Regions from separate parts of the Homo sapiens genome. Here region 2 is linked to region 1. Evidence: chromatin contacts called from ENCODE Hi-C or POLR2A ChIA-PET data. All regions are on one chromosome and are shown on one strand. The core of a region is the stretch at or near the end of the contact, and the rest is flanking DNA. Distances in the headings are between cores, read along the strand shown. Region 1 has its middle 44 kb from the start of LINC01315. Region 2 holds the start of LINC01315 (long intergenic non-protein coding RNA 1315).

Region 1 (7,290 bases), core at 2,022-4,521:
AAGGGGTTTAGTGAACCAGTGAACACTGACAATCCCAAAGGGGTGCTGAGCCCTGACCGTGTGCCAGCACCTAGATTAAGCATTTCACATGTGTGATCCCTTTGACTCTACCCACAACCCTGTGACCAGGAAACGGAGGCACAGAGAGGTTAAGTGACTTGCTCAGGGCGTGGGTGAGTGGGAGGTGAGCCAGGGAGTAGGTGAGCTGGCATTTGATCCTGGGTGATCTGAAGCTAGAGCCTGGATGTGCAACCAAGAGATGAAGGTGGGAAGGGGGCTGGACAGGGGACCAGACCAGGTTCACGGGGGGCTGCGGATGGGAGCTGTGCTTGAGCCTTGTGGGACTGGGTACTGCTAGAGCCTTAGAGCTGAGCTGCCTCCACACACACCCTCAGTGGGCCTAGACCTCGGAGCCACATGCCTGGACCCTGAGGGCGCCCATCCCGTCTTGCCTCAGGGGAGCCCACAGGATGCCCCACAGGGCTGCTCATTTGCTGAAAATATGTTGCAGAGAGCTGGGCCCTGCAGAGGCTGTGTCCAGTCTGGCTGGAGCGGACACGTGGGCAGAACAGCTAGAGACGTGTGGTTCTCCCGAGTAGAGAGCAGCTCACGCCCCCTGCATGGCTGAGCCTGGGAGGGTGGGTGGAGAAGGGGCATTTGTTCAGTTGAGAGAAGACAAGCCCTGACCCAACAATAGTAATGGCAAATCAGATATTCACAGAGGTGAAAGTAACGTCGCAGCTGACATAAGGGCTGTGAAGACTGAAGGAAGTCAGGGAGGCTTCCTGGAGGAGGGGGCCCAGAGCTATGATGGGAAGGAGGTAGGAATTAAATGAGTAAGCAGGAAACAGTGTGCAAGGCTAAGAGAAAGCCTGTGCAAAGCCCCTGCGGTAGGGAGTGCTATACTTTGAGGCCGGGGAAGGCAACCTGTGTTTTTTGAGCAAGAGGATCTGAGGGCAGGGGTGTGGTGCCTGATGAGCTGGGCCCTCTGGGAGCGGTCACATGAGATGTCAGACATGGACTTTTGGATTCTGTGAATCTGGAATGTCCTTAGAGCCCCAGGCCTAGAAGTCTCAGGGTTCACAGCCCAGCTCCACCTCTTCCTCTGCATTCAGTCTCGGGTAAGGAGGGTGCCATCTCTGAGCCTCGGTTTTCTCATCTATAAAATGGGCTCACTGTCCCATCAAAGCCTGCATGTGAGGACTTATTGTGGGAATGTGTGTGAAGTGTCTGTGCGAGGTGCCCTGGCCCGAAGCTTCCGCACAGGAAATGAGTGAGCCGTGTCTCCTGTCCCATTTCCTGGGGTTCCCACTCACCCTTTGGGCCCAGCTGCAGGTTGGTGGAGAGGCCTGTGCCCTGCACCTCTGGCTTCTATCTCATTGGCAGGTTGGGGGAGGGGGAGTTCATGGCCAAGGTCAGAGGTGCCTTCCCTCAGCAGGGTTTTCTGAGGGCCATGGCAGGTGCCCACTGCTCCACCTTCTGATCCTTCAGCATGAGGCCTCTCCCCACCTGGGGATGTCTTCAGGAAGGGTTACATCTAGCACCATTCTTAGCTCCTGCGCCAAGGGCATTGCCGTGGCCCCTCTATATCAGTGCCAGCCTCCAGACTCAGCCCTGGGGTAAACCCTGGCTTAGCTCTGTGGGCACCCAGTGCCTCCGCCCCCTCCCCTCCAAGCTGGGATATAGCCCCTCGCCTCATCGTTGCCGCGAGGGTTAGAGTCTCTTGGAGAAGTGCCTGGCACACAGTCATCATTGAATACGTGATCGTTCCTCTTCTCCTTCCTGATCTGCTGCCAGATCGCGTCATGTTGTGGAAAAAGATCTGCCCTTTCCTCACTATAAAAGGCATTCCAGAAATGATTGGTAAAGGATTGAGTGAGTGGCCGCTGCAGAGCAGGGTGCTTGTGCCCAGCGCTCCGGCTCTGGAATCAGCTGGCTGTGTGGCATCGGGCAAGTGTGGCCCTCTCTGGGCTCTTCAGTTGAAGATTAGCAAGGTTGATGCTGCTCTGGTGGAGCCCCCTAAGAGGGGACATGGCAGCTCTTTGCCAATGTAAAGGTTCTGTCCAGACTACAGTTATGGTTTTACAGATGAGGAAACTGAGGCCCAGAGGGGTGATGTGCTGGCCTTGGGTGGCCTGGCTAAACGGCAGGGCTGAGCCTGTACCTGGCTCCCTGAGGCTTTGAGTCCAGGGCTCTCGCTGGTGGCCCCCATCCTTACCCAGAACCTGGCATCTGTCAGCTGGGCACAAATGCCTGCCCTAGATTGAAGAGCGGAGAGTTGGAAGCATGTCACAGGGTCTGTCCAAGGTGCTGCTGGCAGCATAGCAGGCGACGGTGCTATGTCTCATTTCTATGAGGGATTTGGTGCACGGCTCTTGGGCCCCAGCCGAGATGGGAAGGGGCATTGTCACAGGGCGGCTTCACCAGAATCAGAATCCAGGGTGACCCTGGAGAGGTTTACTGGGGAACACTCTTAATAACAACTCCTGTGGGGGGCAGAGGGTGAGGTTGGGCTGCAGTGCAATAGAAACAGAGGCCTCAGGTGATCTCACGGGCACTTGGGAGCAGGGGTGGTCCCGCTTGGTTCCAGACCAAGGCAGGGGCTCAGCCATTACATCCTGCGTTGACTGGTCAGTGGTTAGCTGTCCCCAGGAGAGGATGGCTCCTTCCTCTCCTGGGGGGAGTTGGCTCCTTCACCAAAGGGACCCTCAGCAGCTGGCACCCCTGGCAGCCAGAGAAGCCTGTATTTTGGTCTTGAAAGGGGGCCTTAGGTGGTGCACAGGCCAGATGTCCTGTGACAACAACCAGAGCAAGACAGATGCTGGTGCCTGGGAGAAACCATGTCTTACTCACCTGAGGACGGCAATAATAGCAGTACCTGTGCCTCTGAACCCTGCTAATCCTGCAAGCTAGGGCCCTGACCCCCACTTTTGACATGAGAGGCTGAACCTCAGAGAGGCGCGCTGGCTCCAGGCAAGTCGGCTGCAGAATTGGGGCTCGGAAATGCAGTGCCTTGCTCCCCACGGCCTCCACTTCCCAGCTCTGGCAGGTGATGGTTCCCTGTCCTGCGTAGCCTCAGGGTGCCGTCCTTGGGTGCGGCCCAGCTTCTACCCTGTTTTGGACTGTGAGCTCCTTGAGGGCCTCCCTTTGTCCTGCCTACCTGGGATGCCTGGCACAATGCCCAGGCCGAAGGGCTCACTACACAGACGTGGCCAGAATTGAATGAAGTCTCATGCCCTCCCCTCCCCCCGAGCTGGTGTGACTTGCCACCGTGTGCATGAGTACTGCTTGGGCTGGTGCCAGCCCTGCCTCTTGGGGGAGGAAATCAGGGTTTACTGGGCAGGAAAGGGTGGTCTTGCTGTGACAGTCACGTGGGCCTGGCCCCAAGGGCCCCACCTGTTGAGGTGAGGAGTGGCTGAGTGGGGGCCACCGGGCAGAGGCACTTTTCCTGGAGGTTTTGCCTCTCAGAGCCAGCCTGGGAGTGGCTGCTGCTGCCCTGGGCTTCCCAGGGAGGAACATTTCCTTGCCTGGCCCCGCCCAGAACATCCAGGGGAGCACAGAGGTGGTGGCTCCAGCACCATAGAGTATCCGAGTGCCCAGTCGGGAGGAGGCCCAGAGGAGCAGAGCTCTGGTTAGGGGGGCGCTGGCCCAGAAGCCTGAGCACGGAGAGGCATCTGTAGTTGGGGCTGCCGGCAGAGAGCTCAGCATCCTCCCACCCGCCCATGCGGTTTCCTGAGTCCCAGCAGGGTGGGAAGACAAAGAGGGAGCATCCGGGTCTGCACTCTCAGGCACCAGGCTAGGGCCAAGGGGAGAACCCAGTTTTGGGATGAGGCATCCGAGCCTGGCTTCTTCTGGCCTCTCTTCATCCCCAGACCTGAGGCAGGCCATATTCCCCATGTGCCTTGTATTCCCTCAGGGCCTCTGGGTCCTCACCTGCAAGATGGAGATAATAAGACTCCCCAGGCTGCTGGGAGATTGCATGAGACAGTGGCTGTAAAAGGACATTAGCAAACCACACGATTCAGAACAAATGGTGGAGGTTATTTTCTCAGATGGTGGAGATTATTTTCTCAGATGGTGGAGATTATTTTTTCTCAAATGGTGGAGATTATTTTCTTAAATGATGGAGATTATTTTTTCTCGAATGGTGGAGATTATTTTCTCGGATGGTGGAGATTATCTTCTCGGATGGTGGAAATTATTTTCTCCAATGGTGGAGATTATTTTCTCAAATGGTGGAGATTATTTTCTCGGTTGGTGGAGATTATTTTATCGGATGGTGGAGATTATTTTCTCAGATGGTGGAGATTATTTTCTGGAATGGTGGAGATTATTTTCTCAGATGGTGGAGATTATTTTCTGGAATGGTGGAGGTTATTTTCTTCTATCACTACTTCTGTTTGTCTCCCAGTTTCCATTTCTCTCAAGTCTTATCAGGCCTAGTGAAATTAATTAATGTTTACCTTTTACCCTCACTGGTTTATTCGTCTCTCCTCCCTCCCACACCCTCTTTCCTTTGTTCCCTTCCCCTTCCAATAATAATGGCCACCACCATCACCACCATCATCACCACCTCCACCATAACCTCCACCACCACCACCATAACCTCCATCACCACCACCATCACCATAACCTCTATCACCACCACCACCACCACCACCATAACCACCACCACCACCACCACCATAACCTCCATCACCACCACCACCACCACCATAACCTCCATCACCACCACCACCACCACCATAACCTCCATCACCACCACCACCACCATAACCTCCGCCACCACCTCCACCACCATAACCTCCACCACCACCATCACCACCACCACCATAACCTCCATCACCACCACCACCACCATAACCTCCATCACCACCACCACCTCCACCACCATAACCTCCATCACCACCACCACCACCACCACCATAACCTCCATCACCACTACCACCACCGCGACCACCGCAACAGCTCACTCTCCCATTTAATCCTCACAGCCTTGGAAAGTAGGTACAGTTGTCATCCCCGTTTTACAGATGAGGAAGCAGAGGCTTCTCGGCTTTTCCTGCATTTCTGCCTCTGGGAAGAAGGTGTGGGTGCATTCAGCTATCCATGGCCAGAGTCTGGTTCCTGCTCTCCAAGCCTGCTTCCCGCTTCTCCTCCCTCCTATGTGCACTTCCTGCTTCCAGCCTTTGCATTTGCTATATCCCCTCCTGAAAGCTCTCACTTTGGAGCCCTGCATGGCTCGGGTCAGCTGCCACCTCCTCCTAGAGACCACCCCTGGATGACCGAGAGTAGCACTCCCATCTCTTCCACCGTCCTCCTGTTCCCTCAGCTGACAGGTGCCCCCTTCCCTGTGATGCTAATGACCTCTGAGGGCATTCCTGCTGCAATGTCCTCAGAATCCAGTCGCTGCTGTCTGAATGGCCCCTCCATGCTGGCCCTGGCTGCCCCTGGCTGCCACTGCCACCCTGCCATCCCACCCACCCTTCCACGAGGCTCAGACCCTTCCGGGCTTGGGTTCTGGAGTGGGTTATCCAGTGGGGGCTTTGGCCTCTGAACAAGAGGCCAAAGAAAACAGCCAGGTGGGCTGGGCGTGGTGGCTCACGCCTGTAATCTCAACACTTTGGGAGGCTGAGGTGGGCCACCTGAGGTTGGGAGTTTGAGACCAGCCTGACCAACATGGAGAAACCCCGTTTCTACTAAAAATACAAAATCAGCCAGTCGTGGTGGCAGGTGCCTATAACCCAAGCTACTCGGGAGGCTGAGGCAGGAGAATCACTTGAACCTGGGAGGCAGAGGTTGCAGTGAGCTGAGATCGCACCATTGCACTCCAGCCTGGGCAACGAGAGTGAAACTCCATCTCAAAAAAAACGAAAAACAAACAAAAAAAAAACCAGAAAATGAAAACAGCCAGGTGAGTGATCCAGATCTGAGCCTGGGGATGGCGAGCCTCCCCACTGCCAGGAGGCACATTCATTTACTCAGGCACTCATTCATTTACTCAGGCACTCATTCATTCACTCAGACACTCATTCATTCCCTCGGGCACTCATTCATTCACTCAGACACTTATTCATTCCCTCAGACACTCATTCATTCCCTCAGGTGCTCACTCACTCAGGCGCTTGCTCACTCACTCACTCATTTGGTCACTCAGCACTGATGTGTTAGGAACCTTCCTGCTGGCCACACACTCCATGCCTAACAAATGCTGAGCCAGTGAATGAACGAACGTCCTTCCTCTCCTCTGCCCAACCTTTCTCAGCCCAGTTCAGGCCCTGCCTCCTCCACGGGAGCTCCTCCCCAGGGAGACCATGGATCTTCACTGCTGACGTGTGATCTCGAGGAAGGGCCCTGTCTGTGGCTCTGACAACTTCCAGCAGACCCCCTTCTCCTCTCTCTGACGGCTGCCGGGAAGCCTGAGCCAGATTGGCAGCCAGCCTCTGAAAGGCCCTTATGGTGCATGCTGGGCTCACTCCCCAGGGTCCTCTTATACATCTTCTGAGTGTTCACAGCTGCCCCTCCAGGCCTGCACAGCAAGCCTTCAGTAAATCTTTACCGAGTGAACGAATGAATGAACTCTTTATTCTCTGCCTCCCTTAAGTGCCACTGCCTGTTTTGTGTTTCCTCAGATTCTTTTTGAATGAGAAAGGAAAAACAAGAACAATAGCAATATTAATAACAGCAGCCGTAATACCTGCTCATATTTATTGAGCAATTGCTGAGTGCTGGGCCTTGTTCCAAATATTTTACATGTGTGAATTCATCTCATTGTCCCAGGCCTGTGAGGTAGGTGTTAGTCTCCCTACTTTTTAATTTTTATTATCTTTTTTTTTTTTTAAGATGGAGTCTCGCTCTGTCACCCAGGCTGGAGTGCAGTGGCGTGATCTCAGCTCACTGCAACCTCCGCCTCCTGGGTTCAAGCGATTCTTGTGCCTCAGCCTCCCGAGTAGCTGGGATTACAGGCATTTGCCACCATGACCAGCTAATTTTTGTATTTTTGGAAGTGATGGGGTTTCACCATGTTGGCCAGGCTGGACTCAAACTCTTGACCTCAGGTGATCGGCCCACCTCCGCCTTCCAAAGTGCTAGGATTACAGGTGTGAGTCACCGCGCCCAGCCTGGTCCCCCTGTTTTACATGAAGAAGCTAAGCACCCAGCAAACCAGCGATTTGCTAGTTATAGGTTGCAAGGCTCCTGAGCGTGGAGTTGGGGTGTGAACACAGCAGGGAATTATAATGGTAATTGTAAAAAGGAGTCCATTTTGTTGAAGAGAGGACAAGAGCCCTG
Region 2 (7,290 bases), core at 1,405-3,904, 44 kb before region 1:
TGCCTCTTTAATTAGCTTGGCAATTAATCACCAGCTGCTTATGAAACAGCTTTTATTGTCCTTGTCCATCTTGGGATGTGGGTGGGAATGAGGACCAGGCAGGAAGAGGGAGGAGGGGCAGGCAGGCAGGGCCCTGCTCTGGCACCAGGCTGGGCAGGGTCAGCTGAAAAGGCCTGATGTCCAGAGGGTCGGCTGCCTCCCAACTCTGTTTCCACAGCTGCTAGGCACCAGGATCTGTGTAGTCCCAAGAGAACAGTGGGCAGCGACAGGGACATCCACCTTGTGCAGCCCTGGGGCCTCTGCTCTCGATGTTCCCTACTAATCAAAATGTTCTTTCCTCATTGAGCCTTGTTGAACTGTGTCCCCCAGAAAGATATATTGAAGTCCTGACCGCCGATACCTGTGAATGCAACCTGATTAGGAAATAGGGTCTTTGCAAATGTAATCTTCTTAAGATGAGGTCATACCGGATTAGGATGGGGCCTAAATCTAATGACTGATGTCCCTATAAGAAGGCCATGTGAAGACAGATGCAGGGAGCACTCATTCACCACACCACCAAGCCAGCTCCTCCTCTTCATGCCTCAATCTGGCTGCCTATGGGAGACAGGCTCTCAGCATTTTTCTAGTTGATTAACCCTTCTCTGCCCAACTCCGGGAGAAGCTTCTACACCTTCCTTTGTCAGAGGAAGCCCTCTCCCCCATCCCATCTCATACATCATCTCTCAATCAAAAGGACCTACTTGGGGGGGCATCCCAAGGACCCCCTCTCCATCAGAGAACAGCAGCCGGGAAGTCAGTCTGCTTCACGGTGCTCCCCATGACTTCCACAGGAAAATCCACCCCAAATGCCCCAAACTGTCAGAGTGGGCAATGCAGCATGGTTTGAGCAGAGTGCTTCCAACTTCCCCTGTGATGGGGGTGCAGAGGGGGGTTCAGGGGATGGATTCCCAGGAAGGGAAAGAGCCCAGCAGGTTACCAGGAATTTAACATGGAAGCAGAGGCTGTGTCATTCATACTGCCAAGCACAGTGCTGGGTATAGCATGTTCAAGCATGTTCATTTAAATGACACTTTTTTTTTTTGAGACAGAGTTTCGCTCTTATCACCCAGGCTGGAGTGCCAGTGGCATGACCTCAGCTCACTACAACCTCTGCCTCCTGGGTTCAAGTGATTCTCCTGCCCCAGCCTCCCGAGTAGCTGGGATTACAGGTGCCCACCAGCATGCTCAGCTAATTTTTGTATTTTTTAGTAGAGATGGGGTTTCATGATGTTGGCCAGGCTGGTCTCGAACTCCTGACCTCAGGTGATCCACCCACCTCGGCTTCCCAAAGTGCTGGGATTACAGGCGTGAGCCACTGTGCCCGGCCGAAGTAAGTTTTTTTGTTTTTGTTTTTGTTTTGTTTTGAGATGGAGTCTCACTCTGTCACCCAGGCTGGAATGCAGTGGTGCCATCTCGGCTTACTGCAAGCTCCGCCTCCCGGGTTCACGCCATTCTCTTGCCTCAGCTTCCCGAGTAGCTAGCTGGGACTACAGGTGCCCACCACCACGCCAGGCTAATTTTTTGTATTTTTAGTAGAGACGGGTTTTTTTTTTTTTCTGTCACCCAGGCTGGAGTGCAAGTGGTACAATCATAACACTGCAGCTTCCAACTCCTGGGCTCAAGTGATCCTCCCACCTCAGCCTCCCAAGTAGCTGGGAGTACAGGTGCACACCACCATGCCCAGAAAACTTCTTAATTTTTTTTTTGTAGAGACGGGGTTTCGCCATGTTGCCCAGGCTGGTTTCGAACTCCTGGGCGCAAGCGCTTCTCCCACCCTGGCCTCCCAAAGTGCTAGAATTATAGGCGTGAGCCACAGGACCTGGCAGTAATAACCCATCTTCTAACCTATCTTGTGCTCTAACACAACACTCTTGATAGACGGGAAACTGAGCTCTGACACTGCACAGGGCATCACTGTGTAGAGGATCCGAGATCCAGTAATGTAAGCATGTCCCAGCATCAGCTCAGCCATTCATCCCCACGTGACCGAATTTCGCTGCACCTCGGTTTCCTCATCCTCGGGAGAGAATAGTAATATCTCCTAGGGATGTTGCCAACATTAAAGATAGCTCTAAACACCTGTATGCATATTTTCCACGAATTCATTCAACTAACCGTTTTGAGCACGTACTGTGTGCTAGGCCCTGGGGAGACAGTGGTGAGCAGCACGAACCCCATGTCCCTATCTCCAGGTGCTGTTTGGTAGAGAAGGACAAGGAAATGCAGGTAGCGTTATGATAGGGACCACGGAAGCAGAGAGGAAAAGGCCGCAGAGTTCAGGAAGGTCCGAAAGAGCAGCGGCCACCGCCGGAGCGAAAAGGCAAAGAATGAAATCCACAAACCCCCACCCCTACGGCCTTAGTCCCTTCTTTGTCTCAGCCAATCAGACGTCAGCAGTGCTGGCCGACCGACCAATCAAGAGCTGGAACAGGAGCCCTAGTCTCAGGCCCGGTTTCCGCGGGGAGGGCGGCCGGAACCAGCGCGCCCCGCCCCTGCCCCGACCACGCCCCGCCCGCCCCGGTCCGGCCCCTCCCCAGACCACGCCCCGCTGCAGCCAGCTTCGCCCGCCCAGAGCCCCGTGGCCAGCGGCCGGCCGCGGGGCCTTTTTGTCCTGAGGGCCAGAGAAAGGGAGAAGGGGGTGGGGGGACAGCCACGTGGCCGCAGGAGGATTTACAACATTTTCTTTCGCCATCGATGTTATCGCAAAATGTGTGAGAGAAGCGGCTGCGCAGCCCGGACGGGAGCGTGAGGGTGCGGGCCAGGTAAGCAGCCCCGGCGGTTTCGCCGCATACGGGACTGCGGGGCGACCGCGGGCACCAGCCACGCGCAGCGGCTCCGCGGGGTCTCGGCCGGGTCCGCGCTCTGAAGGATCTCGAGAGCCATGGATGGTGCAGGCGGGACCCTCGAGCTGCAGCATCTCCGGTGACCCGGGGTTGCCGAGGAGGTGGAGACCAGCACAGGTGGTCCGGCCCGGGCGCCTCCGAATCCGGGGGTGGTCAAGACGGATCCCCAAGGCTGAGGTCGGCAGTCCCGGGGACTCGCAGCTGTTGAGCCTGTGGAGACGCGGCCCCGTGACCGAGGCACCCTTCAGCAACCCGGGGGCAGGTGAGACCGTGTAGACTTGCGCTTGCGGTTGAACCGCGAGCAGGTGTAGACGCGGGCGGGTTCTGGACGCGGAAAGTTTGCCAGAGCGCGCTGAGCGGGCTGGCGGGGAGGAAGGGTCTGGGCGTAGGCGGAGCCGCGCCTCCGAGGGGCCAGGCGCACATCTGGGGCGGGGACGGGACCCACCTGTCGGGTCTCAGCCGCATCCCAGGGCGGAAGCTCCTTGGGCGAACTCCAAACTCCAGCCTCAGCGGCTGGAATTCGGGTGCCCCCCTTCCTCGGGAGCTGGAGAAACTGCAGCTGAGGCGGGAGAGGGATTTGGGGCGACAGAGCGAGACCAAAGGGGGCTCATTTTGAGACTTTTAGACGGGATCATCAAGCGCTCACTCTGTCCCTGGCTCCGGGGAAGCCTGGGGAGTCTCCACCTCACTTGTGAGGAAGCTGAGGGACGAAGAGGCCAATTTGGCACCCGTCCCACGCTCGTAATCAGACCCAGGGACTCAAACCCCATTTGTCCTGGCTCCTCTTCTTCCACCTCCGCCTCAGTGAGGAGAAAGGGTGCTAGCCATGGGGGTAGTGCAGGTGAGACCTGGGGCTGGGATGCAGGGAAGCCCTGGATTGAGACCTTCGGATCTGCTGGGGGTGGATCCCACTCCCTCTCTGTAGCTCCAGGTGGCCCCGCAGCACTGGGTGAGAGAATGAACGCAGGAGGGAAGCTGGTGGCAGAGTACTGGGCAGGGGGTGCTAGTGCCCACCTGCTTTGTGTCCGGGGTGCTGTGCCTGGAGCGCTTCGGGTGGGGCAGCGTATTTATGCGACACTCTCTCCTCTAGGGTAAGAAAGACACCCTACCACAGTCTCTGCCACAGGGGAAGGGCAGAAGGGTTTCCCTTGGCTGGAGGAGATACCCGCATTTCTAGGGAGGTTCTTAGGGAGGCACAGCCTCATCTCCCATCACCTTCTGTCCCTTTGCCCCCGTTCCTACTCCCACATCCTCCTGTCCTGGGATTTCCCCTACTACAAAGCCTTTTGCACATGTTGTTTATTCTTTTGATCAGCAAATAGTTACAAATAGGCAGTGTAGACCACCACAGGTGGTCCGGCACACCTACTAAGTGCCGGGCATGCGCAATTCAGCAGTGACTAAGACAGGCCCGGCCTCTGCCCTCATAGGGCTTCCAGACCAGGGCAGGGATATAGATGAACAACAGACAGTCAAGAAGGGGACCAGGGTATGGGGAGGGGAGGCGACCTTAGGAGGATATCAGAGAGGGACTCTGCAAGGATGACAGTGAGTCAGAGCAATTAACACTCCTCATCCTTTGGGCCCCAGCACAAATGTCACCTCCTCCAGGAAGCCTGCCCTGACCTCCCTGACTTGATGATTCCACTATGATGGACTCTCATAGCATGGGACCACCCCCTCCATGGACACTTTTATGCCATTAATTGGTCAATGTTTAGCTCCCCCTGTCGATTGTAAGTGCCATGAGGGCAGGACCCAAATCTTTTCTGGGTGGATGGTAGGCAAAGCAAATAAAAGATGGGTAGGATTTCCCCAGAAAAACAGGAGTGGCTCAGCAAGGTCAGGCATCCAGATGGCAGAAACTTTTCTTTCCCCTTCCCTGGCCCGAGTCCTGGGCTCCACACCCCATTTGCCGTTCACAGAAACAAAGTAAAAGAAACCAGCAGGCCTTGTGAAGGGAGAGGCCTGGCACAGCCTGACCACTGCAGTGCCAAGGCTGGCTGGCTGCAGGGAGAGTGGACCTGCCAGGGGAGGCCCAGGGCAGGCGCTAGTCCTGTTCCCTGAGCTCAGACCGACCTGTCTCCTCTTTCTTCTGTCCCATCTCTTGGAGACTTGTCTTCTTCAAGTGCTGCTCTGGGAGAAGGTGGTGGCCGACAGGGCCCCCAGAGTAGCTGGGATATAGGACCACAGTGACTGCCTGGCCTCCCCCATCCTGGTGGGCAGGGCCCTGGGCAGCACAGCTCTGACCCAGAGTCAGGTCTCTGGGCCAGCAATTGCTGCTCAGTTGACCCACGGCACATTGAAACTCTCACTTGGAAATTAGGAACCCGGCTCAGGGGGACTGATTTTTTTTTTTTTTTTTTTTTTTTTGCATGGTTTCTATACACAGTGAATCCTCCCTCCCCTGGCTCCATTGGACCCGTGTGCCTGGCACTTTTCCTGGGGCAGATGAAGCCCTCGCAGATGCCTAACAAAGCTTTTCTCCAGTCTCCCACACCCCCCACTGCCCCACTTCAGGAGCTCTGAGTGGCCGCCACGCACAGCTAGAGAGACAGTCAACTTGCTTTATTCAGGCTCTGGCGGGGACAGAATAAAAGCAGCCTCCCCACCCACCCACCTGGCCAGCAAGCCTCCTGCCTGGAATGGCTTTAAAAAAATTAATTTGCAATGATTTGCTCCCTTCTGTTCTGTGGGGATCACCAGCATTTTAAATATGTATTTAGATCAGATTCACAACTCCCAGTTAAACCTCAACTGCCTGCCCCCACCCGGCAGAAAGAACACAGGATTCAGAATCAGGTGACTAGAAGTTCAGGCCAAGTTCTGCTAATGATGCGCTGTGTGGCCTTGGGCAAATTACTTAAGCTCTCTGTGCCTCCACTGGCTCCTCTGGAAACTGAGGTTAAGGATAACCCCTCCCTCACAGAGTGCTGCGAGGATTAAATTAGGTAAGTTTAGGGAAGACCTGGGCAGTGCCAGACCTATGTTTTCTTTTCCCTTGTACTGACTGTCCTGCTAATTAGCCTGGTGACCCTGGGCAGGCCACTCAGCCACCCCTGGCCTCAATGTCCTCATCTGTAAAGGCTGGGGGTGGGGATTGTGGTAGGAGATGAGGGCACAAATACCCCACCCTCAGCCCCTTCCGCACACCCACTTCCTCCTGCCCTCTCCCCACCAGAGACGATACTGTCCCCCTCAACCACTTCTTTCTTGTTATCTGAGCACTGGGTTTTAATTGGCGATGGCCCCTCCCCAGCTGCCTCTCCTCCCGGCTCCCTGTGAAGTCTCAGGCTTGCAGCCCTGAGGGGCCTGCAGTTCCTGGCTCATTGTCAGGGGCAATTAGCTGTGATGTCACAAGCCTAGGTGGTGACTTCCGTGGGGCAGATGCTTAGCCAGGCACCAGGAGGCCAGGACCCTGCTCCATCTGTGACCTGCGGGGCTCCCCCAGGCTCCAGGGGTCCCCATTACCAGTCGCAGGGAGGCAGGGCTCCTAGGCAAAGCCATTTCCATTTCTGCACTTGATGGCTCCTTGAAGCCCAGCCTGCGTGTAAATGAGTTCCACCCTGTGCTTTTGTTGGCAACTGTCGGCTCCCTGGAAGCAAGGGGCTTTGTCAGGAAGAACAAAGCTGTGCGGTGTTTTTCTGATTTGGGGGAAAGCGTGCTCCTGGGGGAGGGCTCAGCGCTTCTCAGTGTCGGTCTCCAGCCCTGGTTCTCAGACTTGCTGGTTTTGTTTTGGGTTCTTAAGTCCTATGGCTTAAGAGTCACATATGTTTGTGTGTGTGTTGGCTGAGGGTTTTTTTTTTTTTTTCCTCCTTTTTGGCTTACATAGCGTTCCAGAGACTGAACTTCTCAAATCACTGCTTCAACAGCTTTTAAAAATCTGGACCTAGTTACTCCTGTCATCTATGTGTAAAGATTTAGAAAAAAAATCCCAAACCCAAGGGTGGGCAGCCGCGAGGATGTACAGCTCCTGGCAGTGTGCGCTCACCCGGAGACCTGAGGTCAAAGCCCAAATGCTGAGCACCTCCTGGGAGGCGGGAGCATGGTCTGCTCAGTGCCAGACATCTGGATATTGAGAAAACATCTGGGTAGCTGGGGTTTTCAGGTTTCTGCCTGACATTTAATATCACAAACATTGAGCCTGCTCCTGTCCCCCACCAGCCACGCGGCTTCTCCTCCCAAACATACCCAGCTCCTTCCCCTGCCTTCCTGACGGGTAAGAAACATCCATTCTTTCCAATTCCCCAGCGTTTTCCCCCTACCGGAAATCTGATGGGCTTATGACATCATGGCTGGCTGCTGAGCGATGAAGTGGATGCCACAAAGAAATCCGACATATCAGATAGATTCTGAAATCGGTTTCCCTCCAGCTGTAGTAACAGGCGTGAAGTCAGGAGAATTT

The links. Hi-C counts contacts between places; a loop is a spot of excess contacts on that map. ChIA-PET counts read pairs that join two places held with the same protein, here RNA polymerase II (POLR2A). Pooled maps may share reads with other maps.
Region 2: a map of endothelial cell of hepatic sinusoid shows a loop between it and region 1 (5-fold over the local background). The contact joins the promoter of LINC01315 here to the enhancer-like site in region 1. A Hi-C loop is called at or near these places in 7 of 168 maps with a recorded cell type or tissue (GM12878, astrocyte of the cerebellum, colonic mucosa and 4 more) and 10 of 50 pooled maps. POLR2A ChIA-PET finds 5 or more read pairs at or near these places in 9 of 52 experiments (AG04450, GM12878, H1 and 5 more).

What each region holds. Positions count from the first base shown.
Region 1 is chr22:42,321,497-42,328,786 of GRCh38, reverse strand. It overlaps a transcript of TCF20 not described here. Among named protein-coding and RNA genes, the nearest start is that of LINC01315, 44 kb to the left of the region's middle. RefSeq lists an enhancer at 2,756-3,383. Within about 2 kb of position 3,271, at least 2 of the 41 ENCODE cell types and tissues checked have a DNase peak (open chromatin) inside an H3K27ac peak, as active enhancers do.
Region 2 is chr22:42,364,572-42,371,861 of GRCh38, reverse strand. LINC01315 (long intergenic non-protein coding RNA 1315) reads left to right here and starts at 2,654. Exons shown (of 2, transcript NR_120597.1): 1 at 2,654-2,804; 2 at 7,137-7,290. It overlaps LOC124905126 (a long non-coding RNA gene), which reads right to left and starts at 2,370. Exons shown (of 2, transcript XR_007068114.1): 1 at 2,158-2,370; 2 at 36-400. RefSeq lists a silencer at 2,458-2,617 and enhancers at 2,325-2,619, 2,988-3,107, 3,400-4,334, 5,719-6,561.